Linked DNA regions of Homo sapiens: region 2 is linked to region 1. A link is a loop called in an ENCODE intact Hi-C map of the cell type or tissue named here. Cell type or tissue: mammary epithelial cell. All regions are shown on one strand.

Evidence for each region. Peaks named below come from ENCODE experiments on the same cell type or tissue, not always from the same donor. Only the 100,000 strongest peaks of a DNase experiment are listed, where the experiment ranks them.
Region 2: it touches region 1 in a loop (2.8-fold over the local background); 1 of 110 quality-filtered maps calls a loop at or near these places.

The regions. Positions count from the first base shown.
Region 1 is chr9:86,405,012-86,407,511 of GRCh38, reverse strand. No RefSeq gene overlaps it. Among named protein-coding and RNA genes, the nearest start is that of TUT7, 52 kb to the right of the region's middle. In mammary epithelial cell, no CTCF peak of the experiment used is centred here; DNase peaks (open chromatin) are centred at 271, 981 and 1,471; H3K4me3 peaks cover 189 bases; H3K27ac peaks cover 1,938 bases.
Region 2 is chr9:86,766,156-86,768,655 of GRCh38, reverse strand. No RefSeq gene overlaps it. Among named protein-coding and RNA genes, the nearest start is that of LINC02834, 59 kb to the right of the region's middle. In mammary epithelial cell, no CTCF peak of the experiment used is centred here; DNase peaks (open chromatin) are centred at 1,005 and 1,555; H3K27ac peaks cover 1,223 bases.

The sequences.
Region 1 (2,500 bases):
AAGATCTTCCTCCCCGCACACTTCTACCTCTAGACCAATGCGGGGAGGAAAGCTTCCACTCCACTTCCCTGCCATCCAAAAGGAAGAGAAGTACTGAATCTGATGAGTGAGGGCTGGCATCACAGTGCATGGTTCCCCAGTGGGCAAGGTACAGAGTCAGTGTTACCTGTAAATGTCTTTATCTTTGTGTAGCCAGCAAGCTGAGCAGGGCTGACCTCAGCAAATCTGTAATTCACTTTCTGCTCCACCCCCTCTGCCCGTGACCAGGAATGAGTCAGAAGGACCTTGTAGAAGGGACCTGTCTGAATCTGGTTTCAGGGGAGAAAGTAGAAGGCTGCCCTCAGGCCTGCCAACTAAAAGTCCATATCGCAGCTTCACGAGAGCTGGCCTGGAAGCAGGGCTTAACTAGGTCAAAAATGGGACTTTGATTCCCATCTGGATGTCAGTTTCTTGAGGTGCTTCTCCTCTGGCAGAAAAGGGGGCAGAAATGAGAGGGTAAAGGAGAATGGTCTTATTCCCCTAAAATCACCATGAAATGGTCTTTTAAAAATAAGAAAAGTAGGACACATGTTCTAAAGAAAAAAAATTTTTTCAACTGAACACATTTAGCTTTATACAAAGCTCACCTTGTTTCTTTGTCTCTCATTTTGTCCAAATTGTTAATTTCATAATTATCACTAGTCCATGAACCTGCATTTGAGAAATCTTTGAGAAGCATTCCTCTGAAGTACGTTTTTGCTCTCAAAGTCTGTGACATAAATAACTATCACTTCTGCTTCCATCACCCCTCCCAGAACCCGTCATTGAAAGAAGACTAGAGCAGAAACTACGGTTTAGTGCCTTACAGAATGCTTTGTACAAATAAATACTCAACAAATTTTTAAAATACAGCCTGCCCCCTGTGTCGGGGTGACTCAGGAACCCATCTGACCTAAAGTTCCATCTGTTTTTCTGAATCCAGAGTCCAGACACTCACGTGCAGATGAAAAAAAGTATCAGGAGTGGCACATTCCTGAGCCACACTGCACCAAAGATGATTTCACAATAGGTACCAGGTTTACTTTTGTTTCATGAGTCTGCCTGCAAATTCAAGTTTCTCTGGTTCATCTCCTTTGCATTAGTATGTGTTAATTAAAGTGAAATTAGCACGTCTTCCTGAAGCTCTGGCCCTCATTGTATACACACCAGGACTAACATTAAGCTACCTTCACTTCGTGCTCTCTAGGCATTGGGGTTCTTCAGGGCTCATATTTTTTTCTCTGAGAATTATTAGCTCATTCTGCCTACCATGTTCCCCAGCAGAGAGGGAGGAAGAGAACGCTCTGTGTCCCCCACCCCCACACAAAAAGCCATTCTTTTCTTTGCAAGCAACTGGTACATGTTTTCAGCTGACATGTCCTAGATTGTTCTAAAAAGAGCAGCGGCAAGATAAATTGCAAGAACAGATGATTCAAAGACTCCCTGGGAAGTACCACAGCCAGCTCATAATTACAAATGCAGGGTAGGCGGAACATCTGTATCCTGAGTCACTCTGCTTTTCTAGAAGGGAGAATGTCATTAGCCCTCCTGCTGCAGGAACTTTTGAGATCTGTAAGCAGGTTCCAGAACTGGTTCACGGTGTGCTCTGTCCTCTTGAGGCTGCAAGTGACCCTCTCCCCACCCCCGTACAAATTTAACATACCTTGAAGTCATTATAATTAATTACCAGCTGACTATAGCCCAGAGAGCTTCTAAGTCTATATTTTGAATAATAACTCTGCAAAGGTAATGTGCATGTGTTTTGGGGGGAGAACGATAACCTTAAAAATCTTATAAGTGTTTCTGAGCTTGGTTCTCTAATGCCTGGAATGATACAAATTTAGGGGCATTGCCTTTTATGGGAAGAGATACTAGGAAAAAGTAAAAGGAGAAATGGGTTTTTCTGGAAAACTATAAGAACAATTATCTTAAATGAGAGATAGTTGAGGCTCTGGGGTTAATGAATAAAAAAAGATGATGGCAAAAGAAACATAAGACATTGATGAGTGAAAACAAGAGCTAATAGTTTTGGCAGAGCCAAGTTTACCAGTGTGTTGGCAGGAGTTACTGTTCCTTCTTGTGTGATTTCTTTGAGGACATTGCACTGTTTATACAGAGAGTGTAAACATAGCTGTTGATTTAACTAAACACTGTTTTTTGTTCCCCGTCTCTCACAGCCATGGTAAATAGCCTAATATTTAAGCTCAGAGGCTTTGATGTGAGTTAAGGTAAGATTCAGTTGTGCTGGTCATAGCTGTGCGCCTTAGAACAAACTTCCTACCCTCTCTGAGTCCAGTTTCAAGATTGCTACAGGAATCACAATCCTATCTGTCTCAAAAAGCAGTTTTAAGGATATAATGAGGCAATGTGTATAACCACCAGAGTATAATTTCTGGGACACAGCAAATCCTTAATGAATGTTGGGGTGAAGTGGGGTGGCACTTTGCTGTTGTCAATTTATCTAAATAAAGTCCCCACTTAC
Region 2 (2,500 bases), 360 kb before region 1:
GAACTCATCCATGTAACAAAAATCACCTGTACTCCAAAAACTATTGGAATAAAAATAAGAAGAAGAAGAATAGAAAAAATAGTCTGGAAATTCAGGAGAGGAAACAACGAAGTAACTGGGAAAGTGTTGGGAAGCTGGGAAAGGTAGTGATGAGGCAGGTTACAGTTCACCCCAAAGGAGAGGTGTTACTTAGACAAGTAGATGCAGGTGAAGAATGCCTCTCCGAGGAGACACCCAAGGGCACAGCCCTGGCCCCAGCTGGCAGACCCTGGTGAGGTCTGAGTCCCCATCCTGGCCAGGTAGCTATGCGGGTTCAAGGGAGCTCAGCTCAATAAAGAAAACAAACTTTGCTGTACAATTTAGCCTCCCTTGAGAGTCTCCTGAATGTAAGTTATATTAAGGCAACTGACAGTTCTCAGAAGGGGAGAAAGCAAGAGAGTATGTAAACCATGTCTTTCATTTTCTGCATTCTGATGTTTTGACCTCTGAGGTCTTGCTGGCCCTGGAGGGACTGTTCCTCCCAGGCTTGGTCAATTCCTAGAGACAGTGAAAACCTCATCTGTTAGCTGCTTTTTAAATACAAGCCCATGTCCCAACCAACTTCTCTATCCGGCTACCATACTCCAAGTTGCTATTCACCTGGCCTCTGCACCCTACGAGGGGCGAGTCCCTTCCTAACTCATTGTACTTGCAAACTAATGGGTCTGCTCCATATTTCCCTTTATGTATGAAGGTAGAAATGAGGTCCCCATTTGTGGAGAGAGAAGGACAAAGAGAGGGAAGAGGGGAAGACATAAAATGTCATGAAGAGATATTTATTAAACACTTAATCTATGCAAGACGCTGGAAAGTCGTACACAGACAGTGAAGAGAGTTTTGAAGGCAATAATAACAGATACAAAGTGCTTATGCAACAGGCACTGACCTCGAGACCGAACACATATTAATTCACTTTCAACCCCACAACACCCTGATGAGGCAGGTACTAGTTTTGCAACTGCCCTTTTATGGATGCAGTAACGGAGGGACAGGAATTTCAGTAACTTGCTTGAGGTCACAAAGCTAGCAAACAGCAAAGCTGTCTTTGAATCTTTGTAGCCTGTGTTGCAGAATCTATGTGCATTAACACGATGCTCTGGGTAGAAAGTGACCAACTTCAGGGCATGTGACTGCTCAGTAGTAGCTCCATCAAAGGGTCAGCTGAGAAATAAAAGAAGACAAAAAAATCTTTTTAGCTACTTGGCAAGAAAATTACATAAAAGGAAAGCTTCAGATTAGTGTTGAGCTCTCCTCTTTCTGGGGTAAGCCTACTCCTTATTATCTTTTATTGGTATCCTCATTACCATATCAAATTAAGAGTTGACATTGGGTCACCCTTCTGCCACTTTGCCCCAAGCCCTGCTCTCATTCAGCCAGGTTAAACCGTCTCCCTTAATTACCAGTTGGAGCTCAGTCTTGCACAAGGAGAGCTGGGATGATAAATTAAAACAAGGAACCTTTGTTTGGTGCACGCAGTTGGGCATCACAGTCACCTTAATTATGCAATGATGTCACCCGCGGCCGAAGGGAAGTTCTAAGGGCTTAATCACTGGGAGGCCTGGGAGGCCGTGAGTAATGAGCAATGAGCATTGTTGCATGGGTGCAATGCACCTCCTTTCGTGGGCAGAGCCAAAAGGGGGGCAGGGAGTCAGTGGGAGGAGCCCTTTCTCCCATGAGGAAGGCAGGATAGTGCAGTAGACCAGAGCATGGGCAAAATGGGTTTGGGTTTGAATCCTGGCTCCAGCATGACATAGCTGTGTGTCCTTGGAGAAGTCCCTTCAGTTTGCTTCAGATAATGGGGTAATGATAGCTAATTTGCAAGATCATGAGGAACAAATGAGACAGTGGATTTTAGTGTCTACGACAGTTTCCAAATTAAGCACTTGGTGTTTGTGTCACAAGAGGAGGAAGATGCCCTTTGACATTAAGAATATCTACATTACTACCCAAGAAAAGCGCAAGGGGGACTTTCTGCCATTGCCCAGGCACGTCCCCGAGACCTGGGCTTATGACCCTACCCTATGCCCTCGGCAAGTTACTTCATCTCTGTGAGCCTCAATCTCCCCTTTTGTAAAACGGTCCTAAGATTTGTGAGGCTTGACTATGAGATAGTGAATGTCAGAGAACCCCACACAGTGCCTTCATTTATTTCCAAGTTGGGAAGGGAAAGAAACATTTGGGGGACACAGCAAGTGAGGCCCAGGGTTTCTTCCCAACCATGTGAAAGTTTTATCATAACCAGCTTCCAGACCAAGCCTTCAACCGCTCTGCTTCACCAGCCTTTCATCCCACAGAAGCGTTGTTGTTCCCCTTTTGTTTCCTCTTGCCAGTTCATGGGCTGCTGGAACTGAAGAATCCCTTCGGCTGTGACCCTCTCCTTCCCACTCCCCTGCTTCCTCCTGCAGGCCTGCATGGGCAAGGTGAGTCCTGCCCCTCCTCCTGCAGCTGCTGCTGCTGTCCC